Regions from separate parts of the Mus musculus genome. Here region 1 is linked to region 2. The links are chromatin loops, found by intact Hi-C in ENCODE. Cell type or tissue: gastrocnemius. All regions are shown on one strand. Links, peaks and the distances in the headings refer to the core of each region. The heading gives the core; the rest is flanking DNA.

Region 1 (16,192 bases), core at 3,125-11,124, 94 kb after region 2:
GCATCTACACGTGATTCATGTCTACAGTCTGCAGCTGTTACGCCTGTCATGCAGTCACTCCCAGCCCTTGGGGAATACCTACTACCCACCTTACCTAGACAGAGAGCCCACAGGTGCAAAGAAGTTACCCAATTTACCCCAGGACAAAGAACTGGCCGAGTTACAGAAGTCTGCACTGCTCTGGGCATTCCGCTGTCTTCTAAAATGCAGTGTATAACAGAAGGAGTCAGTTGCTTGAACTGGGGGCTCTTGAGACAGACTCCCTGAGCCTGAGGTGACTGTCAGCTCTATCTTAGAGACGACCTAGATGCAGAGGTCAGCCCTCGGATCCATGTCTGACCTTGTCCTTCTGTTCTTGAGAATTGAGAGCATCTGTTTGTGTCCTGGGAACTGAGAGGGCACAGTTAGCTGCTCTTCCTCCCAGGCATTTGTTAGATGAATCAATCTGTCCACGGGTGAAGGGCATAAGGCTAAAGGCAAGAGAACAGTACCCAGAAGGCTGGGAATTCAAGAGAAGTATGGTCTAGCCACCACCCGCCCATATCATCTTTTCTCTCTATGCCAAAATTCAGTTTGGAGGGTTTTGTTTGTCATTTAGAATTTTTTTTTGTATGTATGTATAAATGTTTTTGCCTGCATGTATGTCTCTGCACCACATGCATGCCTGGTGCAAGCAGAGGTCAGAAGAGGGTATGGGATCCCCTGGAACTGAGTTACAGATGGTTGTGAGCTGCTATGTGGGGTCAGTCGGCATAAAGAGGATTTGCTGCAGAGGGACATCATGACACCAGTCTGCCCCTCCCCAAAGCCTGGAAGAGAAGAAAGTCTCTAAGCACCTCCCAACACACATACACACACTCACACACTCTCTCATATGCATGCACACACACTACCCTCCCAGTACACAACAGCACCTTCCCTCAGGTTTCTCCTTCTGGCTCTGCTGTGTCCCTCCCTGTTCCCCTGCTGGCCCTATCCACATATGCAATAACACCAAGGTCACTTAGTGATACTTCCACTGGGGACCTGAAACGTGCTGGAATGGGCTTTGTCCTCAGTCGAGAATGCCAGAAATCTTCATGCCAGCCTGGCTCCAGTTCCTAACATTACAGTCCCCTAACCACACTCCATGGAAGGAAAAGAGAAGAGTATCCATGGCCTGGGTCCCAACCTGGCCCTTCTGAAACATACACACATACACACACACAAACACACACACACACCTTTTTCTACACTAAGGGCTGGGTTTAGGTATTTCTAAGTCCTTTCCAGCTCACAAACTGGAAATAGTGTTCTTTGGTTGCTATGCAGGCTTTGAGAATGTGGCCTGACTGGTATTGTGGGAATACTTAGGCCTTCCAAGCCTCACAAGAAAGAAAATTCCTGGGTGAGATTTCCTAGAAGGCTCCTTGCCAAAGGGCTTCTTGGCCATGAGAAGCAAGTCCCCAAAAGTCTCCCTCACCCACCCACAACCACTTTAATAAAAAAAGGTCCCTTTAGAACTTCAAGCTCTAATAACACCTAATCAGAAGGGAGGGAGATGGCTCCTTATGTAGAAACTTAAACCTTTTGTTTTGTTTTGTTTTGTTTTTGTACAATTTTTTTCCCTTTTGTGTTTCAGGCGAAGAAAGACTTATCAGGGCATACAAAAGGTGTGTTGTGTTTTGCTTAATTCTAAAAATGTGACTTTAAAATTTTTTTCCCATAAATAGGCATAATCACCATATTCTATAGATTAATTTCCTTCAGTTTATATACCAACTTCAGTCTCTCCCAGTTTTACACACGACACCAACTCACTTTGAACAGTAACAACCAAAATATATAAAAATGTATAGCATTAGTACTTACACATACACTCAGGGACACACATGAGTGCCAACCATTGATCGGCTCATTTCCCCCATAAACTACTACAGCATGCCAGAAGGATTTCAACATTCCTCTGAGGAAACACACCTTTACTTCTCTCACAAGTCACTGTCTGGCTCTTCTAGGCAGGCGATCTTTCAGTGTGTGCATCAATGTCAATTTATTGGTTTTAATTCCATCTCCTTTTTATTAAAGGCGTTACTGTATTGCTTCTGGCAATGCAGTTCCAGACAAGACAGGTTCTGCCTTTCAGAAGAGATATCCTTCCAATATTAGTGACACGGAGCTTTTAGAAAGAACCTAAGCACAAGCAGAGATGGAAACTAAGGCCCAGAGAGGGACCAGCATGTTTAACACCATCATGAGCAAACTAGCAAGAAAAAGAGGAGTAGAGAACTCTGATAACCTCATTGCTGATGATGGGTGATTTGTACCACAAAAGCTTCCTCAAATCTTAAATAAATAAATAAATAAATAGCAACTTTTCCCAAGAGCCCATTTATCTAGGGCCCATGAAAGCCTTTCTCTTCCTTTATTGTGATTTTGAGATGGTTTTCCTTTCTTTCTTTCTTTTTTTTTTAAATGTACCCCATTATTTTTAGTGTGTATGTGTATGACTCTGTGTGTGTGTGTGTGTGTGTGTGTGTGTGAGTGTGTTTGTGTTGGGGGGGGGTGAAGCGAGCACACAGAGGCATTGAGGAGTCTAGTGCTGGGATTACAGGCAGCTATAAATTACCTATTGTGGGTGCTGGGAACCAAACTCAGGTCCTTTACAAGACCAGAACAAGTTTTTAACAAACGTTTAACTCTCTAGTCCCTGGGGGCCCTTTTCATGTTGTTTTTATCCCTTGGTTGCAAATATTAACTGCTTTTAACACAGAAAGCATTAATGTTTCGTGTGTAATACCAAAGAATCCCCATTCGGACACTTAGGGGCTCTTAATCTGGGACATCTGGTATACCTCATACTTTGTCTTTAGAAGCATTCCCTATGCCATTGGCTAGCCATCTGGTCCTTCTAGCAAGACACTACACAAAAACCATTTCTGCACAAGCTGTCCATGATGACTTATATCTGCTGTCAGGGGGCTTAGGAGGCTAAGATAATTACGTAATTGCTGTGAGTTCTAGTCTACCCTGGTCTACAGAGTGAAACCCTGTCTCAAAAAACAAAACAAAAAAGCAAAAATACAATTAAACAAAACAAACCCCCAAAACAAGGGCAATAAAAGATTATTATGGTGTTTTTCTTCCTATAAAATAGCTTCCATAAACATCATTCATCCCCAATCTCGAAGTATCTTCTAACTCATTCCTCTCTCCTCTCCCAAATAAATACAAACACAGCTATGATGCCATTTTACAGAAGGCACTTTGAAGGAGTAAGGTATAAGCCAATTCCTCAGGGGTTATGAGTACAGTGTTGGGGTAAGACAATTGGACACAGTAAAGACACTGATGGAATTCACTGTGGTCAAAGAAGACATGGTGAGTAGCTATGGTGAAGCAGGGAGCAGCTGGAAGCAGAGTCCAAAGAATATTGTGATCCATTTTAAGTTTGGATACTATTCTGTCAGCCGTGAGGGTTATGGAACATATTAAATAACAAGGCAAATAATGAGACTGGTCTTTAGAATTCTTATTTATTAATTTTAAAGTTATTAAAATAATGTAGGTAAAGCTAAATATGTCAGAATATACTTGTCACTTTTGTACTTGAGAAAGAAGGATTAACATGAGTCCAATGCCAACTTTCCCTACAAAGTAAGAATGTACCCCAACACATGGTGCGGGGAGGAGAGGAAAAAAAGGAATAAAGAACCTGGCGTGGTGGCACACGCCTTTAATCCCAGCACTCGGGAGGCAGAGGCAGGCAGATTTCTGAGTTCGAGACCAGCCTGGTCTACAAAGTGAGTTCCAGGACAGCCAGGTCTCGAAAAAAGAAAATGAAAAGAAATAAAATGAAAAAAAGCTTAGTAGCTGGGATGTGATTCAGTTTCTATAGCAATAGCATGATAAAGCAGTGGGCTTAATACCCAGCCCTGCATAAACCTAGATATGGTAATACAGGCCTATAATCAACACTTGGAATACAAAGGCAGGAGGTTCAAGGCCAGGCTTAGCTACAGAATAAATTTGATGGCAGCCTAGGCTAAATGAGACTGTTCTTCAAATAATAATCATAATTTTAAAAGTACTATGTGATGGTGTTAGCAGATGAAATAACGCAGAGAGGAATTAAGAAAACATAATCTGGGCTGCAGAGATAGATGGCTCAGCAGTTAAGAACACTGGCCGCTCTTCCAGGAGACCCAGGTTTAATCCCCAGCACCCATATGGGAGCTTACAACTGCCTGTTACTCCTGCTCCAGGGGATCCAGTGCCATCATAGAGACATACAAAATAAATTATTTAAAAAATAAATAAAAAGAAAAACTAATCTGTCTACTGCCCAATCCTCTCTTCTTTCCTACCCCAGGTAACTGCCTTTGACATCCTGGCATGCCCTAGATTTTTAGATATTTATAGGGCTTTCTCTTTGATTTCAACATTTACAACATACGAGTATGTATGTATAGGGATGCCTGGTTTGTGATAGAAAAAGAATCACGTTATGTAGTTCACTCAGTGATCACTTAACTCCACATTGTAGTTTATCTAAATCACTATTCTCCCTCCATCCCTAGGGGAGATACATTTACACACATAATCGTTGATCATGTTACATATATTAGGTAATTATTATTAATATCATGTTTGAGAAAGACTTTATGTAGCCCAGGCTGGCCTTGAACTTGCCGGTTCTCTTGCCTCAGGCTTCAGTGCTGGGATTATATGACAGTGACTTGCTTTGTGTTGAGTGTTGAGTGTGTTAGGGTTCTCCCTTGGCATATAAAATAAGTCAGAGGGCAGGAGGAGAATGGAAACTCGGTGTCTTAGTTAGGGTTCCCATTGCTGTGAAACCATGACCAAGGCAAATCAGAAAAGGTAAACATTTAATGGGGGCTGGCTTACACTTTCAGAGGTTCAGTCCATTATCCTCATGGCTGGAAGCATGGCAGTGTGCAAGCAGACATGGTGGTAGAGAAGGAGCTGAGAGTTCTGCTTCTTGTTCGGAAGGCAACCAGGAAAGACAGTCTCATTGGAGAGTCTGAAAGCCCACCCCCACAGTGACACATTTCCTCCAATAAGGCCACACCCATTCCAACAATGCCACACCTAATAGTGTCACTCCCTGGGCCAAGCACATTCAAACCACCAAACTTGGAGATAAGGGACTATTCTTGGGTTCCAGTCAAAAGATAGGTGGCTTGGCTAAGGCAGCAGCTGTGGGGGAGACTTAAAGCAGCCATGAGAACGATTCTGAGCAGCCCCATTTCAAAGGGATACCCAGCCATTTTATGAGGCAAGATGGCCCAGGAAGGAGAGGCAGGTTCTTTAGCTGTGTGGTCTTGGGTAAGTCACTTAAATTCTCTAAGCCACACTTCCCAATATGCAAAATATGGTCATTTTCTGTCATATGGAATCCTGAGGGCATTTTTTAAATGTCTGGTATAGATGGCACTTTATCCTAAGCCTAGCAGGTCTCAGACACTTAGTAAATGCTTGCAACAGGTGCCACTACCCAAGGACCTCATTGATTCTTTCCTCGAATGCCCCTCCCTAGATCACATAGGCCACACATCTTAAAGTTTGAAGGGAAGCTGAGATTCAATCAGGGGCAGAATATGGCCGGAAATAGGCTTAAATGTGGACAGAGTGGCTGACCTTGGCATGGTGGGACACTCAGTGAGTACCACCAGTGCTTTCAAGATATATCAATGTGACCTAATTGTTGCTTGCTCTCAGGTTTATAACCAACCCAAATTTCTTTCTTTTTTTTTTTTTTTTTTTTTTTTTTTCCGAGACAGGGTTCATGGTTTCTCTGTGTAGCCCTGGCTGTCCTGGATCTCACGCTGTAGACCAGGCTGACCTCGAACACAGAAATCCGCCTGCCTCTGCCTCCCAAATGCTGGGATTAAAAGGCGTGCGCCACCACTGCCTGGCGCCAACTGAAATTTCTAAGGAAAAACATTTCACAAGGTCAGGTACTATGAAGCTTCACTGTGCACACACAGTAGAGGGTCATAGGCTCTCAGGAAGCTACAGATCTACTGCTGGGACAAACAGGTCCCAGAAGTCCCCAAGGGTCCCAGGCTGGCAGAATCATCAGGAGGGATGACGGAAGTTAGCCTATGGTTCCAAGACTCTGATACCAGGATCTGGGAACTAGACCTCAGTAAGAGGCTGTGGGGACATTCCCAAGAAGGACTGTCGTTAGCCTCCTAAAGGGGGTCCATCTTTCTCTCTTATATGCATAGACACAGATGGAGACATAAGTAGATATACACACAGGGAGAAACACACACACACAAGCACACTGACACATACACACATACAAAGATACACACAGGAACATGGACACACACAGATGGAGGGAGACACACAGAACTAGTGACATTTACACAGATGGGAGACTGACACCCACCAGAACACCAAACCACAAACGGAGACACACACAATCACAGACGTACATATGGACATACAGACACAGAGAACAGAGGCCTTCACGGAAAAAAAAAAAAAACAAAAACTGATGGGGAGAGAAGGAGAGGCTGAGAAGAAGGAAGGAAGGAGGAGAAAGAGAAGCAGAGGGAAAGAATGCAGAGCTCAAAAGGGCCACACAGGAGAGCCCACCCAGGCCTCTGAGGGCAGATGGGGTGTAGACACAACCCTGCCCTCCCTCTGCCTGTTATTTCAAAGGACTACATCCTTCAGGTCCCTCCCACTTGGCAGCTCCTAATTTAAGCCTGTGAAGGTGTTAGATTGGATAATTCCACTATGGGGACCAGAGGAGACTGCCAGGGGTAAAATGACCAGGTGGAATACACTAGGACTAGGGCACATTGAGAAGAGTATTAAACAGCATGGCAGGAAGGGGGAAAGAGACTTCGGAGAGGGCTTCTCTGGGGCCCCTGAACAAGTGCCTGCAACCCTGCCTGGAGGCTGGGAGCGCTGGCAGACCTAGGCGGCGGCGGCGGCAGCAGCAGCCGCTGGCCAGCCTGGTTTCCCTCAGCTACAGACAGCCTGGCTCCAGGCCCACCTCCCGGTGCCCTGGGCCTGACATCTTCTGGGCAGAGCCACGGTGCCCCAGGAGCCATGTGGATGGTGTTAGTAAACACGCTTTCTTGCGCCCAGCCTGGCAAGGCCTGTGGGCAGCGGGAGGGCGTAGAGCTGGCAGCTCCCACGGCTGGGCAGGAGGACGGGAGGGTGGACCGGCGGGCAGACGGGCGGGCAGGCCGCCCTGCACAGCCAAGCCAAGGCCCAGAATGGAGCAGCTGCTCCTGTCACCATGGAGACGGAACTGAACAATGAGCAGCCAGAGATGCAGCATGGCTGCCTGGCACCGCGGCCACACTCCCGCCAGGCCCTCACACCTACACACAGGAGCTCATGCACTCACCCTCATGTGCGCCTGCATGCATGGACGTACGTGCACATATGCGCACACACGCATGCAGAGTTCCAGGAAGGAGAAAGAAATAGAGAAACCGGGTAAGGACAGTAGAATCTATAGAAAAGGAAGGAGAATGTGAGATGAGGTTCACAGCCTTACAGTTGCAAAGTTGAGCAGAAAAAAAAAAAAAAATCTCACCCTTTGATTCTGGCTAAAAATACCTTAAAAAAAAAAAAGGCAGCTTTGCAGAGGGTCATGTGGTGCCCTGGATTCTTGTGTAACAGGAGAGCTGAAGGGGTTCTAATTAGCAAAAGGCATCTTGAGTCCCATCCCCTTCCCCCTTGACGCGGGTTGCTGAGAGACCCTCACAAAGCTGTTAGTCCCCAGGAAATGAGGATACATTGTTAAAAATGAGCCTAAATCCCAGGTGATTCCTCTCTCCAAGACAATGCAGAGAGGAGGCTGGCTGGCTCAGCCACGGGCTGGAGAGGAGTCGGAGAAAGGCCCCCGTCCAAGTCCTTTAAGAAAAAGTAACCAGTGGCATCCGGGCAGGGAAGGTGGGTGGGCATCAGCTTGTAGTGCACAGGGGCACCTTCTGGGCAAGTTCCCCTTCTGTGAACTGGTGAACTCTTAGCCCCAGCAGCTCCTAGATCCCCAGATATTACCTGCTCCTGCCACTCAGAGGAGCATACAGAAGTTTATGAACACTGAGGAAACAGACAGGATTACCATGAGTTCAAGCCAGGTGTTGGTTACAAAGTGAGACCTTGTCTCAAAAAGCACAAAAGAAGGCAAAGAAAGAAAAGAAAGGGGGAGGGGGTTGGAAAGAAGGGAGGAGGCAGGAAAAAGGGAGGGGAAGGAAGAGGAGAGGAGAGGAGAAGGAAGAGGAAAGGGGAGGGGAGGCCAGCCGATATAGGTATAGACAGACATCTCCCTAACTATCCCTTCCAGCCTGGTATCTGGAAACTCAGTCTGCTCTTCTCAGCATCTCTGTCCAGGGGCTGACAGACGCTGTATTTCAGCATTATCTTAAGCTTCCAACAGGCTACTTATTTTTTCCTGGCTTCACCTATTTCTCTTCTTCCTTCTGGGCAGGTGAATGCTGTGTGAAGATAGCTATCCTGGAGGCCTGCTGGATTCCTTTAGTGGAAAATAGGAAGACTTACCAGTTGACCTGGCGCTACTGTCTACACCGACTTCCAGTTCAGAAAAAGCAAATTCTCAGAAGACTCTCAGGAAGTAGTGTTAGACCCATGACATTGACCGCCATGTAGTTCAGGGGCCCAGAGCCGAGGTGAGAAAGTGAGGATGTAAGAACTTAAAGGTATTTCTAGGCATAGAGTTTTAAAGGAGAACACAGAGAGGAAGCAAGAGGAACAGGGCACGCTGGGAACAAGGAAACGCTTGAAAAGGTAAAGGAAGCCTGGGTTGAAAGAGAAGCCTATGGCCCTGAATCCGGAAAACTGATTCGGGATTAGCAGGTTCCAAGCCTCCCCACATTGGTTGCGCACAGCATGATCCATCTTCACACTCCCAGCACCTACTCCCGGGGGCATCATGACAGATGGACAGCAGTAGACATTAAAATCACAGTAGGCTGGAGCCAGGCTCTTTCCCCAATATCCACATCCCCTCCCCTTTCAGGATCCCTTCTAGAAGCTTCTCAAGCTCCAGGGAGCCATCTGCACTGGCTCAGACGTGGCAGAGAAGGAATTAAAACGTGAGAGGCAAGATCAGAGAGAGACTTGCTCCCCTCAAGAACCTCTTAAGTAGAGGGAAAAAGGCAGGCAATTTTTAATCATCACGGATTGTTTAAACTTCTGAATCCGTCTTCTGCGGAGCCTAGGGAGCACCCATTGTGGCTGGTACCCAGCAGTAGTCCTTGGTCCACCTACCCCCAACAGTCACACACATTTCCTGGACCCTTCTGTAGGTCCTCCCAGGGTCCTTGCTAGGCCAGGCCAGCAGGACCCTGCTTATCTAAGGAGATCTGACAAGACTGCAGCCCTGGGGGTATGGCTGCTGGCGAAACATATGGTACATCGTAAATAGGACTTCCTTTTAGGAAATGAGCTGCTGTAATTAAATCCCCATTCATTTTTCTGTAACATACACACAGAGACAAATAGATCTTTATCCTTTAGAAGCTCCGAAGAGAAAAGGCTTGTGGGGAGCTGAGATTCTCAACTGTGACTTTTATAAAAGATTGCTTAGATCCAGGTGAAATAAGAAGTCCCTTTTTTGGGGGGGGGGGGGGTGGAGTGGGGGGGGGTGGAGTCCTCTGTTTAACAGTCCTTGCTGTCCTGGAACTCACTTTGTTTACTTTGTAGACAAGGCTAGCCGAGAACTCACAGAAATATGCCTGCCTCTGCCACCCAAATTATTGAGATTAAAGGCATGTGCCACTACTGTCAAATAGAAGTCTGAATTCTTTCGGAAGATCTCGTGGATGAGTGGGTGGGTGGGTGGGTGGGTGAGTGGGTGGGTGGGTGAGTGGGTGAATGAGCGCTTCTTCCTTCCCAACAGGAAATGAGGAAATAATCAAAGAGGAAAAATTAAATTTGGGCGCTGGAAGTGATTGTTTCTTCCCATTCCACATACATAAATAACAATGTAAATAAACTCCATGGGCTGGAGAGATGGCCAGTGGTTAAGAGTACTGACTGCTTTTCCCCAGGTCCTGAGTTCGATTCCTAGCAACCACATGGTTACAACTACCTGTAATGGGATCTGATGCCCTTTTCTGGTGTGTCTGAAGACAGCTACAGTATACTCACATAAATAAAATAAATAAATCTTAAAACAAAACAAAACACTCCTGAGTGTCACTAATATTAGACATATTTCCATTAGGGTAAAGTGGATTGGGTTCCACCTCCATGAGCTCCAACTGTGAGCTGTACACTGATGCTGAGACAGGGGAGTGACTAGAACTGAGGAACACCTGCACATGGATACTGAGTGTCTAACTAGTGCCCATGGTTGTATTTCACAAGGGATGTGGGTAATGGCACCTGGGACAAACAGGACTGCCAGGCTAGAGGACCCAGGGGGTGCCCTGGAAAGGAGTGGGGGCTCATCCCAGGAGAGGTAATGGTGTCCCTTGCGAAGGATCCATAGTGTTGGAGTCAGGCACTGGAGACCTGGATGCAGGACAGAAGCATCTCTCTTATTTTTGGTAGTTGGCAAGACCCAGTATTTGGTTGAACTTTTCTTGAATAAAACCACTAAGTATCTGTCACCAGGCATACAGTGGTAAGTCCAAGACATCACACAACCCTCCAGCCAAACAGAATGTGGTAGGCACAGAGTTAAGTCAAGGATGGGTTTTAGAGGGAAGAAGATCTCCAAATCCTCCAAACTGCAAATACCAGAGGCCTCTTCCTTCTCTAGTCACCCTTTAAATCAGTGGGAAGGGATTTATGAACTGAGATGCAAATGTTGGGAGATGGGCTGAGTTTCTTCCTAATTCATATCTCTATCAGCACAGAATACACTGTTCACAGCACACACACACACACGCACACACACACACACACACATACACACACCCAAGTTTTGGCTTTGTGGGCAAGGAGGTAAAGACTCAAATACGAAGGCCTCATGCATGCTATGTATGATAGAGCAGCTATGGAAAGGATTCAGTGGGTAAGAGTACTTGATGTGCAAACCTGGAGATCTGAGTTCAAATCCCCAGAACCCACATAAAATACTAGCCATGACCTCTAACACACTTAGAGCCCCAGAGCTGTAGAGGGCAGAGACTAAAGTATTACTGGGGCTCATTGATCTATGCCCAGCCTAGCTCCAAGTTTATAAAGAACAAAGAAACAAGACAAAGGACAGTGGAAAAAATCTTCTGACATCTCCTGGCCTCCAAACTTGTGTGCATGGGCATGAGCGCCTAAACACAAATGTCACCCCATCTGTGACAGGGCAAAGGCAGCGCAAACAGTTCTTACTGAGGCCATTTCAGGTTTAATCTGAATTTGATCTCCTTGATGGAAAATTATCAAACTCTATTTTAGGATCCCAAGGTCAAGATGCCCCAGCTACCTTACCTCAACTTCTGTTAAAAGGCTGGCTTGTACTAATCTCCTCCTGTAGATGCCAGGGTGTGGTTTTTGCCTTTAACAATCTTTTACCCTAAATGTTTGGAGCTACACATGAGTTCTGAATACCAGAGTGTAGTCCGAGCCAGCTGGAATAAAGACTTTCAATTGTCTACAAACTGTCTGAATGGTTTTCTGGTGGTTATCCCTGCAACACATATACAAGCAAACACACACACACACACACACACACACACACACACACACACACACACATACACACACTGCACTAAGGGCCATTGAAAAAGGACATCAGTAATGTTCATTGGACTCATGTCCCCTTATGACATCACAGGTACATCAGAGGACAAGCCAAGGCACAGATGAATTCTCTCCATCAGAGATACACAGGCAGTGAATGTCAGCACTGAGCTCCATGCTCTTCTCATTTCAAGGCTGCATAGTTGCTCTTGAATTCACTCCATTCTTCCTGCCACCTTTGAGAAGTCCCACTGCTGTCTTTTGGGTAATATCTTGGTTCCAGTATCTGTCTACAGGACCCATTTCATGTGGAAGGATGCAGTGTCTGTAAGTGAACACCACCTCTGGGGCACCTCATCACCCTTCTCATTGATTCCCCCCTCCTTCTGTTTTACACTGAGCAAAGCAGCCGTTTTCACACGCATAATTATGCTTTGCATTCGCTTAGCACTCCCAAAGCGTCACAGCACTCTCCCAGCCATTTCCTTGTACTATTCTAACGAGTCCGAGAGATTGACAGCGACCCTGCCTCGCACAGAGAAAGGAAAGGCACGCAGGGCAGGAATGCCAGCGTGGTGCTGCCTGAGTGAAGAACTGGGGGTGGGGTGGGGTGGGGTTCCTATCCTATACTTTGCAGTCTTTCTGTGGAGCCTTACTTCAAAACAGTCGTTGAGCTCAGGGCAAGGAGCTCCATTGGCATTCACAAAGACCTGGGCTCAACCCCCAACACAATGAACTGAGTATGTGGACCACACCTGTGTTCTCAGCATGGCGAGCAAGAGGAGAAGTTGAAGGTTAGGGCCCTCAAGATGACTCAGCGAGCTAAGATGCTTGTCACCAACCTTAAAAGCCCAAGTTTAATCCACGGAACCCATAACTCAAGCTCTGAAAGTTGTCCTCTGACTTTCACACAAAAACTATGGCATGAGTATGCGTCCCTGCTTGAGAGAGAGCAAGTGTGAGCACACGCTAACACACACACACACACACACACACACACACACACACACTCACACACAGAGTGAAACAAATGGTCATCTTTGACTACATTTAAGAGTTCGAGGACAGCCCTAGACTACAAGAGACCCTGTCTCAAAAACAATAACGAGAAAGCAAGCATCGCGAATATCATTTTGAGTGTGAGAAATGTCAAAACTGGTAGTTGATGAAAATGAGAACCTGGAGTCAGGAACGTTCTGATCTCTGCATGCCTCTGTCCCTGGGAGTGACCCTGTGCAGCTTGCCCTTCTCTGAACCTCACTTGGAAACCTGCAGCGTGAAGGAGTAGGACCACACTCTCTAGAGCCGTCAGGGAGCCCCTTCCGGCTCGCAGACTCTGGATCCTGTCTGTTAGATGTCTCTGGTGGAGCAGTTTACTTTCAGGTGGAAAGGTGGCACAAAATGAGAATGCTAGAGCCAGTCATTCCTGACCGAGTCATCTAGCTGTGGGTAAAACTTATAGTGAGACTGGAATGCCTGGTAAATGATTAAAATGTGAGCACACATTGTTCTGGCTTTCCTCATGATACAGTCATTTAATCCCAACACCGCTGTGTGAAACCTGCTCCTGCTTGTGTGGGGGAGGCCCATAGGTTTTTAATTCTTTGGGGGGAAACAAAGGCTCTCATTCACTCAACAGTAACTCAAGAGGGCGGTTTCTGCACTTACCAGTCAAAAAATGTTGTCTGGCCATGAGATCCCATCATCAAACTGAAGAGGCAGGAGAAAGCTCCTTTACACTGGGTCCTTTTATGCACAGGAGAGCCTGCCTTTGCGTTTCCCTCCGTATGAATAAGATCTCAGGTTTATTTTATAGGGAAACACATCAAGCCAGAGGTTTTAATGACAAGATAATGAGCAGGAGAGGACTCTATTTGTTGCAAGGGCTTTGGGTTACAGAAAACAGCGATCTCACCATTTGTTCTGGAAGAAAGACTTGGCAGTTCCCTTCAGTCCTCCACCGAGAAGTCACTCCACTCATGCACCGGACAAATTTCTACCTAATTTACCAAAGTTCCCAGACAGTGCTCTGTTTATTCCCAGGAGAGTTCACAGATTTGTAATCTGTAGGCTAATGATGTGATACAAACTTCTTCATGGAAGACCAAAAGACCACCTTCAAAAAACCCCCGAGAAATATAAAATAGAATTTTGGGTACATGTGGCAGTACATGTCTGTAATTCCAGCAATCAGGAGACTGACGCAGGTTTGCTACAAGTTCAAAGCCAGCCTGGGTTTGAGTTTCAGGTCAGATGAGGGCTACATCACAAGACCTTGTCCCACTCAGGGTTGGGGGAGATGATTCAGTGGTTAAAGTGCTTTTTAAAAAAGTGTAAAGACTAGAATTTGAATACCTAGAACCTATGTACACCCTCCCATAATCCAAAGTGGAGATGGGATCCTTGGAACAAGCTCACTGGCCAGACTAGGAATACCACTAAAGCTCTGGGCTCAACTGAGAAAGACTGTCCTGGGAAATAAGGTGGCGGCATGTGCCTAAACATGTACACACACACACACACACACACACACACACACACACACACACACACACTCACACACTCACAAATAAATAAATACATAAATAATGGTGGAGGGTTATTGAAATAAGATTCCAGACATCAGCTTTGAACTACTGCATGAATGCCCATAATCAGGTATACACATGGCCGTACACCACGCCATAATTTAAAAACTGTTTCAGCTTCCTGTCCCGGCCGCCATCGGAGAGCATCAGCCATGGCTCTGCGCTACCCCATGGCCGTGGGCCTCAACAAGGGCCACAAGGTGACAAAAAACGTCAGTAAGCCGAGACACAGCCGGCGACGCGGGCGCCTCACCAAACACACCAAGTTCGTGTGGGACATGATCCGGGAGGTGTGCGGCTTCGCACCCTACGAGCGGCGAGCCATGGAGTTGCTCAAAGTATCCAAGGACAAGCGCGCACTCAAGTTCATCAAGAAGAAGGTGGGCACGCACATCCGCGCCAAGAGAAAGCGGGAGGAGCTGAGCAACGTGCTGGCAGCCATGAGGAAGGCGGCGGCCAAGAAGGATTGATGAACCCTCCCCCAATAAAAGATGGTTCCTACAAAAAAAAAAAAAACTGTTTCAATGGACAGGATTGTTAAAGGTCCTTAAAGGCCCACCTAAGCCTTTGAATATTCCTTGAAGCTATATCAATGTGTCTATTCCCTCCTTGGGATTCTTGGAACTGTTTGTTTTTTACCTCTAAGTGTCATCGTATTCTTCATTTTATGACATTGTATTACATGTGTACTCGATTAACTTCTCAGGCAAAATTGCAAGCCAGTGCATGGCTATACGAAGCTTCAAGTATCTGAGCATGCAGGTCCCACCATCCTCCAGTCGCTAGCTAACCTAGTGAGCCCTAATCAAATAGATTCCCCTAAAGGAGTAGAAGAGACAAGAAGTCTTCACCCTCCGTTTCTCTCCATGAATAAATAATAAATGCCCCTTTTTTTCTTCTACTTTTTCATGGATTTCAGAGATGAGCAGCAATGACCTTTGCCCTCCAAACCATCTTGCCAACCCTCCACTAGAAGTTTCTGCAGTGAAGAATAATACAGTGGCCTCTGAGTGCCTGCCACAACATGTGAGACTGAGGGCATAGACTTTTTTATCTTCATTGTTTTGGCTTAATATGAAAGAGGGTCGTAGTCTACCACCTTGTACTTACAAAAGAATCTGCCCTCCCCCCCAGATTAAAGGCACATACTATTACTGTCAGTCAGAGTTTGACATTTTATTGTGGTGAAATACATATCACATAAAATTTACTATACTAATCATTTTATAAAGATATTTTATGCATATGATTGTCTTACTAGTATGTATCTCTATGTGCATATGTATATGTATGTACACCATGCCTTCATGGCCCACAAAGGCCAGAGGGTATTAGATCTCTTGGTACTAGAGTATCAAGATGGTTAGGAGCCATGATGAGGGTGCTGGAAACTGAACGAAGGTCCCTCCGTAAGAATAGCAAGTGCTTTTAACTCCTGAGTCTTTTCTTTTCTTTTTTAAAATTAGATATTTTCTTTATTTACATTTCAAATGTTATCCCCTTTCCTGATTTCCCCTCTGAAAACCCCCTATCCCTTCCCCCCACTTCTCCTGCTCACCAACCCACCCACTCCTGCTTCCTGGCCCTAGCATTCCCCTACACTGGGGCTTAGAGCCTTCATAGGACCAAGGGCATCTCCTCCCATTAATGACTAACTAGGCCATCCTCTGCTACATCTGAGTAATTTTCTTTATCCCTTATTTTAAAGTGTTTGAGAGAGATTCTCACTGTGTAGTTCTATCTGGCTAAGAACTCACAGACCAGGCTGGCCTTGAACTCATAGAGATCCATCTGCTTCTGCCCCTGCCCCTGCCCCTGCCCCTGCCCCTGCCCCTGCCCCTGCCCCTGCCCCTGCCCCTGCCCCTGCCCCTGCCCCTGCCCCTGCCCCTGCCCCTGCCCTTGCCCCTGCCTCTGGTAAGATA
Region 2 (16,192 bases), core at 3,790-11,789:
GGCCCCTCCTTACTCTGTCTTTTCCGAGATGAAACCATGAGCCGAATCTGTTCAGCTAACAGCAGCATCCGGTAGGGAACACACACAGGAGGGTCAGCTCTAGGGACCCTGGCCCCTCTATTTCACCATGGCCCTCCTAGCACCTCCCACGCCCCCAACTCAGGCTGTTTGACCCAACACTGTTTGTCCCTTCAATTGCAGCTCTTAGAGGGCAAGGTCTCCCTTGCAAGATGTTCATGTTGCAGAGCAGTTTAGAAAACACACATGCACAAATATACACACACACATACGCCATATATATATATATATATATATATATATATATATATATATATATATATATGCATACCACACACACTGTATACACATGCATATATACATATGCACACCACACACTGCCCACATACATGTATACTATGCATAAGATACACATACCATACATTGCATACCACACTCATCATATATTGCGCACATATGCACACACATTATACATACCAAACACATGTGCACACACACCTCATATGGACACCATATCACACACATACACACAGACACATACAACATACACTACTCACATCACATACATGTATATAATATACATCATGCATGTGTACACACATACCATTTATACATGTATACCATAAATACATACTATACCTCACCATATACATATATATACAAATATGCACACCACTCACATGCAACATGTATCTCATATGCAAACCACACATACCACATGCCACCCACACATGTCAAACACCAGGCACATTTGTCACACCTTTTCTTAAGAATATGTTTTCTTAAAAGCATGTTTCCCAGTACTTTAAAAACTGAAACCAAATAAAGGAGAATTTGAAATGATCTCTCTTCATTATCCTTTCAATCTTTTTAACTGGTCTTATTTTAAAATAAAGTGGCAAATAAGCCCTTTAGACACATTCCCCGACCTGGGTTAGCTTTCTCAGCAGAAGAACAGAATGGATAGCTAGGGTCACTGCATTGCCCACTGCCAAAGAAACACGGTGCTGGAGTGGGAGCCAAGTTCATGACCAGAGCATCAGTACAGTCCCAGGAGACCTGCTGCCTGAGAAAGACAGGAAATGGAGAGTCCTAAGGTGCCCTCCCTGCCCTTGGGAATTCTATCTGCTGTGTGATGAATAATAATGACTTCATTTGCATGACAGTCTCCTCTAACCCACACTTCTCTGACATACAGAAATTCTGTTCCAAGAAACCAAAGGGCAGAGAACTTGTCCAAGGTCACCCAGTTACTTGGCACCAGGTTTTCAGACTCTGCTTAGGACCTGCAGCTATCTGGAATATCTCATGGCTTCCACAGGACACTTCCAGGACACAGGAGGAAGACAAAATGTCTAGGATTAGATACAGAGGAGAAACCCCAGAAGCAAAGACAGTTGAAACAGCCAGGGAAGTTGCAACCTGGCCTCAGAAGATGCTTTGCATGTCGGAGGAGGGACCTCATTTGAGTCTCAAGGCCATCACCTCATCTGGAGTTCCTGATAGAAGGAAAAGGAGAGATGCATCTAGAGAGAGCCTGTCTGAGAAAAAGCCCCAGAAAAGGAAGGCTTTCCCAGGCCCATAGTGGGCCAAGATAGCAGTGGGTGTTCCCTGCGTCAATGACATACTTCAGGAAAAACAAGAAACCATATTCTAGAATCTACTGCAACTAGAACTGAAATCTGAATAAGCAAAGCCAGGGCACAGTGGGCTAGACACAAGTTCTGGCCTCTTACCATGGATTCAGGCATGAGTTATTGTGCCTTCTACACAAACCCAAATTGTGGTTCAGCTCAGCCTAATGAGTGATGGGTAATGGTGGAGGCCAAGGTTTCAAATTATGAGAAAGGTCTTACCTTGAGGTCAGTTTGCCCTGACCCTCAGATGTTAGCCAGAGCTCTCTGGAGAAGCAATATCAATAAGAAAAATAAGTAAATAGGTAGGTAAAGAGATAGATAGATAGATAGATAGATAGATAGATAGATAGACAGACAGACAGACAGATAGATAATGAATGAATACAAAGATAGATGAGAGATAGACAGAGTAGATGGATTGTAGATAGATAGATAGATAGATAGATAGATAGATAGACAGATAGATAGATAATGAATGAATACAAAGATAAATAGATGAGAGATAGACAGATAGTAGATGGATTGTAGATAGATAGATAGATAGATAGATAGATAGATAGATAGATAGATAGATAGATAGGAGATAGATACATGAGAAAAAGAAAAAGATTTGACTTAAAGAATGGATCTATAAGGTTAAAAAGATGGCTCAGTGGGTAAGAGCTCTTGCAAGAATGAGGACCTGAGTTTAAATCCCAATACCTATATAACTGCCTGTAGTCACATGCCTGAAAATACAGTGTGTTAGTGGGTGAAGACAGGAGAATCTCTAGGATTTGCTGAGACTTGCATCTAGCTCTAGGTTCAGTGAAAGACCCTGCCTCAAAGATATAAGGCACAGAATCATGTAGTAGGACATCTGACATCTTCTTCCAGCCTCCACATGGCTGCACATGTAAATATACCACATATATGGCACACATACAAGAATTGTCTATCATGACTACAGTAGATACTAATGAGTCTGAATGCCACACGCCAGGCTAGAGATTCAGAGACCAGTTGATGCTGCCTGCAGTCTTGAGATGGAAGTTTTCTTTCAAAGGGATGTACACCTTTTCTCTTGAACTCTGAAGGGTAATACAATCTCTTTATCTGCTACTGACTTTAACACTAATCTTAATCTTTACAAAAATATCTTTGCAACAAGGATCATTACGTTGGTCTTTGACTAAATGGGCACTGTAGCATGGTCAAGATAACATACGAACTCAATGATCACACTTCCCAAGTCTTCAGTGTAGAAAGAGTTCAGCCTGAGGGTCAGCAGAAAAGAAAACCAACAGAAAGAGCAAGAAAGTTACAAACAGACAGACTCTAAGCTGAACATACATCTGGTCTGTCCTAGATGCTGCAGATCTCCATTGTACATTCCATTCATCATGGGCTCTGGCTTTGATGCTACCTCCTCACCCACTATGTGTTTACTATATGGTTGCTCTGTGCACCTGTATTTCCTGATTGGCATGCCCCCTTCATTGTGGCATTTGTCCCAGGGTTGAGTGAATAGCTGGCTTCACTCTGGCCTATGACCCCACTGAGGTCCGTCATCAAATGTCTCTTCTCTCAGTGCTGCGTGCTGACCCAGCAGGGCCGACATGTCCACTTCAGTGAGTAACTCGGTTTCCTTAGGGAGGACTTCCGGATCCCTTTGCCACACAGAGGAGAATAGCACATAGGCTGTGGCTATTTTTCCCTAAATGTAGATGGAAAAAGTTCCCACTCCCTGGCAAAGCACTTCTGCAATATTGCCTCTCACCATGTAAATTTTATGAGCTGCCATGTGGGTGCTGAGAATTAAACCCTGGTCCTTTGGAAGAGCAGCCAATGCTCTTAACCACTGACCCATCTCTCCAGCTCCTTCAGGTCAGAGTTTTAAGAACTGAATGGGATGAGGCACTACGAGCACGAGAGTTGATGGCACAATATTATTTGCAATACTTTAAAAGGCAATGTACAGGGCTGGAGAGATAGCTCAGCAGTTAAGAGTACTGACTGCCTTTCCAAAGGGCCCTGCTTCAAATCCCAGCAACCACAGGGCAGTTTACTCTCACACAGACATGCTTGGAGGCAGACGATCAATGAAAACACACACAAAAAAAGGCAATGCACATAGTGACACAGCTTAGAGAGTCACATTGAAGGTTCAGAGCAGATGCCTTGGGACAGTTGCCTATGGAGAGAGGATCATGGGAATGTGAAAGGGCACTTAAACATAGAGGAACTTAGAACATACTGGCAAGAAGTAACTCTTGAGCTAAAGATGGAGCTCAGCTCTGTACACTGAGGCCCAGACACAGGGAGGAGAATCACATTAACAGAGGCTACAACTGCCTCCTGGGACTTATTCCTTATCTATCTCTCCTTCTAGACCAGTGGTTGGCTAACTCTGACTTATGAGCAGCCAATCCTAGTCTACCATTGTGTCCTGACAGTTTTGTTGCTGCCCAGCTCCAGCCTTGCTTAGCTGTTCCTGTAGCTGCTTTTGCCCTTCCTGTGGCAGAGGCAAGGGGCTGAGAACGAGGCTCTACAGCCTGCAACACTCAGCAATGTTTATGGTCTGACCCTTTACAGAAAACGCCACTAGTGCCTGCCTGTTCCAGACCAGAAGTTCCACAGTGGCAAGAGCCAGCTGGACAAGGGGAAACGAGTTCCTATGAGGGGAATAGACAAGGAAGAATGTAAACACGGGCATCCCTGCGCTGTGCTGAGCGGCTGACCATGAGTGGTAGCCCCCACTCTTCACATACACTGCGGACCCTTTGAGCCCAGGCCTGTATGCCTGTATGCCTGTATGCCTGTATGCCTGTATGCCTGTATGCATGCTTCTCTTCCTCTCCTTCTTCCTCTTCCTCTTCCCCTCCCCCCTCCCCCTTCTTCTTCTTCTGCCTCTTCATCTTAGAACACTTTCTTGACCATGCCTCTTCTCCAATAAGCTGTCCCATGTTTCCTCAATGAGACCTTCGCTGAGTGAGTGTAGGCTTACCCTAGATTCTGTAGACTTTATGTACTTTCCGATGGTGCACATGTGCTCTGGGCATTGTTCCTCCATTGCTCTGCTCTCTTCCCTAAGGCCAAACCTTCACAAGAACATGACCAAGTTCTACCTGACTCTAGGTTGCCAGGTCACAGGGTACAGCCTCCAGCACAGGGCAGATAGTTAGACTGGTTAGGTGGTGTACCCTGAAACTCCATCTTCCCAGAGCATTGGCATTACAGGCTAGTGTCACAACATCCAGATATTTCACATGGGTTCTGGGGAAATCAAACTCAGATCATCATACTTCTGCAGCAAGTCAGGAGGATGAGCCAAAATCATGAGAAGTTGGCCTGCCTGGGATATATAGTAAAACCCTATTCTGAGAAAGCAAGAGAAGAGAAGAAGAAAAGGGAAGAAGTAATAGGAGGTAGATGCCAAAAAAGGCATCTGGAATAACAAGATGTAGATGCTTTTCCCCCCAGGACATGGCTCAGACCTGACTTAGCCACATGAAGACTGTCCACTGAACAACTTGGATCTAGGAGCCAGCCTCAGGCCAAGCCAGCCCCTTCTGACAGTATAATCTATTCCCCACTGTCTTTCTGAGGTGACTTGCCTGCTGCATCTTTCTGGATAGACTCAATACATCCCATTCATAAAGAGAGGCCAGAACAGAAACTCATGGGTATCTAGCCTGTGCAGAGCATGCTCATCTTTTCCTGGATCCTGGAAGACAAGTTTTGACAGATGAAACCTAAAGATTCTGTTCTCTGCAGACCTCTGAGCCCATGAGCTGCTCACCTGTGAGACAACAGCCTACTCTTGTCTGTGAGAAAGACAGTATGAAGACCTGGTTACTGGAAGACTCCTAAAGAGTCCAATATCCAGACAAAATCACACACACCACTTCCTGTGCCCTTGGTCTCATGCTTGACAGCAAAGGATTTCTGGACAACTTTCTCAGCCCACGTTTATTCCTGAGGCAAAGCAGAATGTGATGGACCGCCCACATATGCTAAGCATGAGATGTTACAAGCTTATGATGACTATCCAAGACATTAAGATCCAGCAAAACATATCACTTGCTATCCAAGCTTGCCAGGAAGCACTTAACAGACTGGTGCAGCGGTTGCTGGGACTTCCATTCTAAAGGCACAGCTAGAATGACCGAATCAACAGAACAGAATTTCTTCGTAATAATGGAAACCAAGAGTCTGAAATCAACACATTAGTTGGGTTGGTTTCTCTCCTAAGGCCTTGACCCATAAGCTGTCTTCATTTTTACCCTGGGTATTTATTTGCAAGCACTGTGTGTGTGTGTGTGTGTGTGTGTGTGTGTGTGTGTGTGTGTGTAAGGATATACATGCTCACATCTGTACACATGCACATGTGTCATATGACATTTATATCAGATCTTCCTCAGTCACTCACCATCTTACTTTTTGAGACTAGGTTTCTCTCTCACACTGAGCCTGGAAGTCAGAGATCCAGCCACACTAGCTAGCTGCTGAGCCCTGGAAATCTACTTCCCCAGAGCTATCGGTATTATAGGCTAGTTGGGTCACACTGGTTCTGGGGGATCAAACTTGCATCATCATGACTTGGACAACAAACACTTTATCAACTGAGCCACCACCCAGGTATAGACTCTTATATGGACACCAATTGACCTTAGCCTTCCTAATGCTTCAACCCTCTAATACGATTCCTCATGTTGTGGTGACCCCCAGCCATAAAATTATTTTAACTGCTCCTTCATAACTGTAAATTTTGCTACTGTTATGAATTGTAATACATGTATCTGATATGTAGGATATCTAATATGCGACCCTGTGCAAGGGTCCTTCTATGCACAAAGTGGTGGTGACCCAGAGATTGAGAACCCTGGCTTAGGGTTTGTGTCATTTGAACTATCTTACGTGCATTAAAACCTCATCTCCAGATACAGTCACCTTCTGACTTCCCAGTGGTTAGGCCTGCCAGATGTGGATGGAGGGGACTGAGGTTCAGCTCAGCCACAGTGGCTGGGAAGAGCCTGGGCATGGGGACTAGATGGGAAACGTTAAAATTCTAGCACCCAACTCACTTTAAGAAGATGCGAGGGCAGAGATCCACACCCCTGTAATCAGAGGAGAACGTGATGATACAGCGTCAACCTCTAGGGTCACAGATAGGCTTCTTCTAGAACACCAGGGAGACTTCCTGATGAAGATGCCATCTAACACACTCTCTCACTACATCAGACGCACCAAAGGGCATCTCTCACCCTGGGGCCAGTGAAAGAGTGTCATGGGTTTCCTAAGGAATTGTATGGGTTATTCCGCCAGTCTTGGTTGCGCTCAAGCCACAGCTTCTTAACAGTGTGAACGGAGCAACTCGGTCTGTTCTCTAGGTCTGAGACGCCAGGACCAGGGGATCCTGGTGGACAGTATGAGAACCTATTTGATCGGATCACTGCTTTTTAGACTTGAATGGGCGAGTACAGATATAGCAGCTCTGGTTAACATGCAAATTCTGAACCAGCAGGATAAGGCCTGGGATTCTTCTCTTCTACCCTCCCGTTCTACCTCCCTCCCTCTCCCTCCCTCCCTCCCTTCGTCCCTTCGTTCCTTTGGTCCTTCCTTCCACCTGTATGTAGCCCCAGAATTCCTCCTATGATCCAGACGCTCATTTACACTGCCTCACCAGGCTGAGATCCATATTTCTAAAGAGCCCCTGGCCCAGGTCCTGGGGGTGACCCTTTGAATCAGAAGGGCCTCTGCTGCTTAATCCCCGAAAACATTTCCCCTGAACCAAAGTGAGTATATTTTAAAATTTGACAGACACATGCCGGTGGCCAGGCCACCGGCAAGGTTCCGAAGCCTCTGCGGTCCCAGGCATAGTGAGCCTTTAGTTTTGGATAGGAGCAGGGAGGAAGCTGGGGGTGGGGCAGGCTGGAAGAGAGCCTGGCTGTTTACGCAGGGCAGAGGCGAGTTTCCATGGTTAATAGCTGGCACCAACCTCCGGTGTCTGCCAGCTGCCTGCCCTCCTGGCCCGACAGCACCCAAGGCCAAGGGCAAGCCAAAACAGCCTGGGCAGCGGGTATATCTGACTGCAGCGGGCATTAGAGTCTGCATTGGCAGGAGCAGCCTGCTGGGTAAACATCATTCTGTGATAGGTTTTTTTTTTTTCCCTCTTCAAACAAGCTCTCTTCAGCACTAGCCACATAACCCTCCACAAGGCCTCTCAGTGCTGTTGACACAAAGGCACGAATGGTGTCATTCCAACCCAAAGATAAAAGGGACCCTCCCTCCCGTGGTGGTGGGCACTTCCTCCCGGGAGGAACACCAGCCATCAGGAAATTGACCAGGCCAGTCTGAGCCTCCTCTGAGGCGGAGCTTGGGGTTTTGTTATTTCTAGTGGATTGCTTTCTCCCCAAAGCTCCCCTTGTTTCATGCGGCTCGGTCAGCAGATATGTCAGCGGTAGACAATGGCCTCTTTCTACAGACAATGGTCAGCATGAGGAATGTCGAAGAAGGAAGGGCAGGGCTTCGTGTGGGACAATCTAGCTTTCAGAACCAGTGACCAAGTGGGTGCTGTAGGGAGGGTCCCGCAGTCCCCGGGCAGCCTCTTCAAAGAAGTCATTTATGGGACGGCAGCCCCACAAAAAAAAAAAAAAAGACCACCGTTATTGAGGCTGCTTGCGTGCTGTTCACCTGCATGCCAGAGGAGAATTGTAATACCTGCTCTGTCGGGCTCCAGGAGCACCTGTGACCACAAGCCCTGCGGAGCAGACTTTGTTTAATGAAAAAGCAAACAGCTATTCAGCCCTCCCCTCCAGAGCAGACCGGACCCAACCCTCCAGCCTGGGCCTCCACTGGGCAGTGTCAGAGAGAAGAAAGGACTTATTCACGGCCAAGGTGGAAATGTGCCTTCTCCTGGGGAATTGTGTAACTGTTTTGTAGTGGGATCGACTGCAGTCCTCAAGGTCTTTTGGAGGGGAGGGTATAAAAGAAAAACAGATAAAAGGGCAGAGGCTGGAGCCAGCACTGATTTATTCCCTGCTGAATAACTGTCCTACCAAAAGCCACAGCCCCATTGTCGCATCACCTGGTTGCCGGGCCTCCAGTCCTCTGCAGTGCTTAGGGAATGAAATGATCTCCTCTGCAGTGCTTAGAGAATGAAATGATCGCTCGGCCTGCAGGCATTTCTCTAGCCCAGTGGTTCTCAACCTATGAGTCAAGACCACACTGCGATCACATATTAGATAGTCTGCATATCAGATATTTACATTGTGGTTCATAACAGTAGCAAAATTACAGTTATGAAGTAGCAATGAAACTGCTGTTATGTTTGGGGATCACCGCACCGAGAGGAACTATTTTAAGGGCTCCAGCATTAAGAAGGTGGAGAACCGCTGCCCTAGCACAACACTTGGTAGATCACAGAACGGTGAGTAAAGGATTCTCGAGTGAATGAAATATTTAGGAATCTCTAATTCTTTTCCTCCCAGCATAAACAAGAAAAAAATGTCTTCCACAACGTAATGTTGCCTACGTTGTAAATTGCATCTCTTTTTTAAAAAATTATTGATTTATTATATGTAAATACACTGTAGCTGTCTTCAGACACATCAAAAGAGGACATCAGATCACATTACAGATGGTTGTGAGCCACCATTTAGTTGCTGGGATTTGAACTCAGGACCTTTGGAAGAGCAGTCAGTGCTCTTAACCACTGAGCCATCTCTCTAGTCCATAAACTGCATCTCTTAACTAGCTCTAGTGCTTTTCTAATAACCCCCATAAATCCCCAGTGTTTCCCCTGTCCCCCAACTTCACCCCTGCCACTGCCTATAATGTCTTGAACCAGGAATTGTTGTACAAGCATTAAGCCTTCACCCCAGACATCCCAACCGCCAGTTACCGAAAGACTTCCCCACCCTGGACTTTCTGTAGAGAGCTGTTGAGTCTCTGCCAAAGAATCTCACTTTTAGAGTTGGGTCCTCTTATGAAAAGCTGCCACTCAAGGCTCATGGCCCCATCAGATTACCTGCCACGACTACCTGCATGCGTTCCTGGAAGCAGGGACTGAGTCTGGCTTTCCACCACCTGCCCAGTGAGACTAAGGGGCTGCTCTAGCCTCCATCAACAGAGAATGAGAGGACCAGTGAAGTCCTGGGTAACAAAGCGCTGAAAGCACGATCCAAGAAATCCCTCAGTCCTTGGCAGAGGGACTATTGGTCCTCAACAGTAAGTGAATATTGACTCAATAAATGGGTAGATCTCTATTCATTTGCTAGATAACTTCACATGCATATAATAATAGGTCCCCCACTCATCGACTAGAGGGAATTTCTGAACAGCCATGTCTACCATGAGTCTCTGCTAATGGATGGTTATTAATCCAGGAGGCCACTCTCCAGCCCTTGTTTATCTTTGCCTGGGACCTTGTGCTTTCCTGGGACAATGCCACATTGTTTATAATGCATCAGTTGACATCTGTCTCATTGCCCTGCACTTGCTCTGGGTCTTCTGTTGCTCTCAGAAAGGATGAGCCCTCTAGCTTTACCACTAAATTCCTAGTAAAGATTAAGTCCAAAGGCGCCCACTGGAGTGCTGTTGTAAGGCCAGTGGGCCCCAGACTCTCAACAGCAGCAGCAGCAGCACTAGCAGAGGCAGCGGTGACAGGCAGGACTCATGTGTGTGTGCAGCCTCCCACAGACCCTGGGGCAGCATGGTCCCATCTGTTTCCCAGTTCTAGGTCAAATCAAGCTGAGAAAGGATCAGGCTTCACGTGACCTGAGATGGCTGGAGCATCTGGCTTCTCCCTCCCCTCCCCCACCCTCGGAAACAAGCTGCCTCCATTCCACTCTGTGGCCTCCAGGGATGCCATGCTTCCTTGTGACAATGAGCTTCGATGAAGTGTGACCCAATAGAAACCACAAGACAGACGCCACTTCCTTGAATCCCAGTCCAGTCACTTAGCTGTTGGACTTTGGATAATTACCCCATTGCCCTGTGCTCATTTAAATTTTTTTCCTATTGCTTACTCTGTAATATTGTTTTTAAAAAAAAAGTGGGGGAGATCTGATGGCCATTAGATTCAGCACATGGCAGATATTACAAATCTTCTTTGTTCCGCCTCCTAGCACAAGGAGGGGCACTATTTGGAGTGAAAGACCTTCAGCACTCCAGGAGTCAGGCCTGTGCTTTTTGATAACCCCCTCTGCTTACAAGAGAAAGGGCAGTGTGTCTAGGGTGGGATAGCCTTGGTTAGGGTGGGATAGCCTTGGCATTCCTTTTCTAAGGCATTTTCATCTCCAAACTGCATCAGCCATGTCCGCTCCTGTAGGACACAGTTCTTATGAACGGACATGTTGCTATGAATCTTTAGTTAACAAAACACCAGCAAAGCCTGCATTTGTAGATTCAGCTCTGTCTGCCCTTGTTTTCAAATCTCACAATAGAAATGCGGCTAAAAACGTATGTCAAAGCCTGGTGAAGAAGAGGAACATGAGGAGGTTTGACATGGAACCATGGGGTGGGCATTGTTGAAAGAAGCCGTATCTCAGGGATTCGTATTCTTGGGGAAATGTCATACCCTTTCACTGCTGAGCAGCTCGCTGCCTCTCCAGAACTCAAAGCCCACGAGACCTGTGTGCATTGACCCCCCTCTCCCCATGCCTGAAACGCAGGCCTATGTAAGTAGCCTGCCCCTTTTTCCAGCACCCACAACCCTGGGACCTGTGGCATGCTGAGATTTTCAAGTCAGTCTTTGCATAGAACCTCAGGGTCTTCATCGGTGGTTTCCTGTTGCTATAAGCACTCTGACTTTGTATTAAATCAAGAGTAGTACAATTCCAAAGAGACCTAGACTGCACTGTGAGGCTCTGAAACTTGTACAAGCTTCTCTGAGTGATTTCTTCTATCTTTCTGCATTAGTCCTATATATTCATTAGTCCTCAGGGAATCTTCCTGCCATGATATCTCAGATCTAGGTCTCCTGAGTTGAAGAACAACACATGACTTGTGTGAGCATACCCGGGCTCGAGAGAGGGAGGGACATCCTAGGAGCAATTCTTGAAGACTCAAGGGAGACCTGAGCATCAACTCACCTATGCTGGCTGTAATTACTATGGCATGGTGTGGTAGCACATGCCTTTAATTCTAGCACTTAGAAGTGTGAGTTAAAGGCCAGCATGGTCAGCAAAGTGAGTGCCAGGACAGCTAGGGCTACATAGTGAGACCTTACCTTGAAAGTAAGAAAGAAAGTGGGGAAAGCCAAGTTGAGGAAAGACTAGAAACCCCTGGGGGCCGCCATAAAGATGGTCCCGCAGAAGCAGCAGAGCACACACAGTTCTCATCTTTTTCCAATTAGTCCTTTGAAGCACCTCCCTTTGTCCCTCACTAATTGCTGGGTAATTGTCCACTTTAGCACTCTTACCAAGCCGGTAGGTATTGGAGAAGCATGATGACCTCTGGCCTTTGACCCAAGGTGATCTCTGCCAGGAGGACCCATGAAAGATTGATTTGAGCCGAGCTGAGTTAGACAAACAAGCCATTCAAATAAGCTTCAGATCTGGAGGCAAAGCAGGTAAAAATGTAAGCAACCTTTGTGACCTGGAATTTCCTGTTCCCGGGAAGTGATGGGCAACTTTCTGGTCTTTCCCTTTAGCCTAGTAGAACAATCAGTGAAGCATGGGGTGATGCACAGGTGAGCTGAGCTTGCACAATGCCCTTGAAAAGGAAACGAATAAGTCTTCAGCGCAGTTTGAAGCAATTACTCCCCCTTCCCCCTTGACTATTGGAGACAGGGACACACACTGAAGACCAGAATGGACTGGAACTCACTCTGTAGCCCAGGCTAGCCTCAAGCTCAGAGCAACCTTCCTATCTCAGCCTCTCAAAAACTGGGATTGCAGATGTGAGGTACCATGCCTAGGTCAACAACTGCTCTTACTAGCTCACTCTCTTTTCCTTGATCAGTTTCCTTCAAATTAGCCAGCCCACTTTGAAGAAGACCTTCTATATTAGAACTGCACATTTTAACTAATTTAATCCTCCAGTTCTCCATCACCTCAAGGCTGGAAGCTGTGTTTCACAGCTTCCAATAAGGCTGAGGTCAGTTGAGGAATTACTACATGAAGGGAATGTCACCCAGTGAGAACTCTGTGTGTGTGTGTGTGTGTGTGTGTGTGTGTGTGTGTGTGTGTGTGTCTGGTGAGATGGAACACAGACAGCAATACTGAGGTGACATTTCCAACTCTTCACAGCTCTTCTCCATTGTCCTTTCAATAACCCAGCATGGAAGACTCCAAGCTGGGACCTGCGGACCCCAACTCAGTCAGTCTACCACTGTGTCCAAGTGTATCCTCCAACTGCTAAGACAAGGAAGGTAGTGGCAAAGTCTAGTTTTGTTCGTTTGTTTCCCTGAAGTGATTTAAAAACTTTAAAGCAGAAGCAACAATAAAGGCCAGGAGTGTGGCTTGGTAGAATATTTGCCTAATGCATAAGATCCTGTCTTCAGTTCTGACAAGAGGAAAAAAAATAGAGAAGAAAAAATGAGTGGAGGTGGGGTTCAGTAAGGGCAAAATAATTGGAGACTAGGGAATTGATAGGTGATTGACTAGGGAATTGATAGGTAATTGACTAGGGAATTGATAGGTGATTGACTAGGGAATTGATAGGTGATTGAGAGCACTGGCCCATGGTCCAGAGGACAGGGATATCTAGCACTCACAATCTGTAGCTCAAATTCCAGGGTGTCTGGCCAGGCACTAGACAAGTACATGGTGCACAGACATACATGCAGGCATAACACACACACACACACACACACACACACACACACACATGGACATGCACATGCACATGCACATATAAATAAATAAATATGTTTTAAAAATTAAGGCAATAAATATGGAAAATTATTATAATATGGTAAGTAACTTAACCTATTTTGTATGATAACTTACAAAATCCAACTTTTAAAAAAAGCATCACTAATAATCCTACAATTTCCAAGCAGGGTGGTACATATTTTTGAACCCAGCACTTGGGAGCTAGATATAGGAAGATAAGAAGAAGTTCAAGGCCGTCCTTAGCTATATGAAAAGATCTTATATTTTTTAAAAAATGAAATAAAATATTAATAAAACAAAGATAAGAGGAAAAATAATAATCCTATAATCTATGTTTAATTTAAGGCCCTGGGTTCAATCCACAGTTTCAGAAAAAAGACAGAACTAAACAGAAAATTTCATCTATATTAGCTCTATCTAGTCCCCACAGACACATTCATTATTTGTGGATTTTAAGTTTGCAAATTCACCTCCTGGCTAAAAGGTTTTTGTAACCCCAAAGTCAACACTTGCCCACAGCACTAAAACAGTAATTCTCCATGAGCATAGAGTGCTGGGTGATCCAGCTGTTCTTGCACAGCTCACTCTCAGGCCCTTTGTCTCCATTCCGAAACTGTCAACAAGTAACCATCCTTTTACCTTTAGTGAGGAATCTTAGAAGGGCCACCAATATTTCAGCCTTGGAGACAAAGCTGGAAAGACATCTTCATACATGGAATGATATGCCCAGCTTATTGTGCTCCGCATCCCAGAACATCTGTGGTATGGACTTGACCTACAGTTTTATCTCAGTAATGTTTATTGGGTGAGCAAGTGAGTTAAGGTCGGACTGTAATGACCAGAGAGTGTCAATCCAACACAGCGACCTGGATGCAGTGTTCCATCACTGTGTGTTATGTGATGTGTCCGCATCAACTAACCACCTGTGCAACTAGCACTGTGCAAGTTTTATAACCTCACTTTACCAGGAAGGAAAATGGGACTTCCTAAAGTGTCATCATGCTAGAGCCTCCCTGGGATTCTGCCCTCGGTGCTGGAGATTGTAGGTATCTGCTCCTTTTACTGTTCCAGGCAGAGGCCATCTGTGGTCCTGATTCCAGCTGCATGGCTTCTGTGGTCACCTGATCAGTGTGAGCCAGCTCCAAGAACCTCCCATAAATCCCACAGGGGACACATAATCCCTGGGGCTCTGCTTTCTTCTCTCTGCCCACAATCCCGCCTCAGAGTGTCTCCTTTCGTTTGCTCTTACACACGTCTGGCATCATGGCTTTCTGTTTTCCAGTCCTGGGTTCTAGGCCTTTGTCATCTCTCATGGCCGGGTCCCTGGGTCCCTGTTTAACTGAAACTCATACCTGACTTAACCAAGGTATGGGAATAGAAACAAGGGTGTATATAGGGCAGAGAAGGACCTGGCTCTGCATAGTGTTCAAGGTGAAGTTTTGATCTGATCTCTTGATTTGAAGCAACTTGATTCAGGATAGAGGTGAAGCAATTTGAGGTGTTTTCTTCTTATTTATAGGAGAAATAATAAGAGGTCTAGGGATGTGGCTCAGTGCTTACTGTACCAGCATGAGGACCTGAGTCTGATTCCCAGCACCCATGTGAAAGCCAGGAGTACCAGAACACATACCATTCCAGCTCTGGAGCGGCAGACACAGGAGGATCCCTGGGGCTGGCTGGGCAGCCAGGCTAGCTGAATTATCAAGCTTTGGGTTCAGTGAGAGACCCCGTCTCAAAAACAAAACAAACAAAAAGATAGGGTGGAGGGTGATGGAGGAAGACCCCAAACATCAACCTCTGAATGAGGGAATGTGATGAGAGAAGGGTTGACTCATTCAAGAAGACATCTGGTGCCTTCTTACACATTTATTTAGACACTGAAAAAACTTCCCAGTGCTATTTGGGAACATGGAGGGGACACTAGCTCCACCTTACCCTTCAACAGGGCTCCTCTCTTCAGTGTTCCACAAAAAGTAGTTGGTTCACCACTTTCCCTGGCATCTCCAGCTACGACAAACTCAAAGAACTGTCCACTAAGCCAAAAATTTAAATCTTTTTTCACTTTAGAAGAAAGTGAAGTATATGTAGTATTGTTTGCGCATGCGTGTAGGAGGTACATACTTGTGTCCACCCATCTGAGGCCAGGAGTGCTTGCCTTTGTCACTCTCAACCTTATTGCCTTGAGACAGGGTTTAGTAGGGAACTTGAAGCATGGCATTTTAGGTAGGCTGGCTCAAGATCCACTGGTCTCTCTTCCCCAACACTGGGATTACTGCCATGTCTGGCTTTCTTTATACATAAGTATTGGGTTTGGACTTAGATCCTCGAGACTGAGCAAACAGTAAGCATTCCCACTGACCATCTTCTAAACCCCTAACTTCTAACCTTCTACTGGAAGCTTGGGCTTTTGAGATTCTGGAAGATGCAGTTATGTTATTACATTATTATTACATTACCATAACAATGAATGGTTATTCGACAGCAACAGCAGCAAGCACTCAGTAAGCATTGATGGATATTGTAGTGTGTCTGTTACCTTTATTGTTGCTGTGATAAAACACCATGACCAAAAGTAACCTATGGAAGACAGGGCTTATTTGGCTTGTGGTTTCAGATAGGTAAGAGTCCACCATGGTGTAGAATCATGGTAGCAAGTAGCAGGCATGGTGGCCACAGCAGGAAGCTCACATCTTCAAACACAAGCAAGAAGCAAAG

The links. Hi-C counts contacts between places; a loop is a spot of excess contacts. Peaks named below come from ENCODE experiments on the same cell type or tissue, not always from the same donor. Only the 100,000 strongest peaks of a DNase experiment are listed, where the experiment ranks them.
Region 1: a loop joins it to region 2, with 1.8 times the contacts of the local background. A loop is called at or near these places in 6 of 42 quality-filtered maps.

The regions. Positions count from the first base shown.
Region 1 is chr12:12,897,600-12,913,791 of GRCm38, forward strand. It overlaps Gm40271 (predicted gene, 40271), which reads left to right and starts at 11,818. Exons shown (of 2, transcript NR_168679.1): 1 at 11,818-12,009; 2 at 15,190-15,430. It also overlaps the pseudogene Rpl36-ps3. In gastrocnemius, for the core only: a CTCF peak has its summit at 6,910; DNase peaks (open chromatin) are centred at 6,094, 7,124, 7,813, 8,920 and 1 more place; H3K4me3 peaks cover 963 bases; H3K27ac peaks cover 2,526 bases.
Region 2 is chr12:12,802,663-12,818,854 of GRCm38, forward strand. No RefSeq gene overlaps it. Among named protein-coding and RNA genes, the nearest start is that of Gm35155, 17 kb to the right of the region's middle. In gastrocnemius, for the core only: no CTCF peak of the experiment used is centred there; DNase peaks (open chromatin) are centred at 7,621, 8,457 and 10,388; H3K4me3 peaks cover 906 bases; H3K27ac peaks cover 829 bases.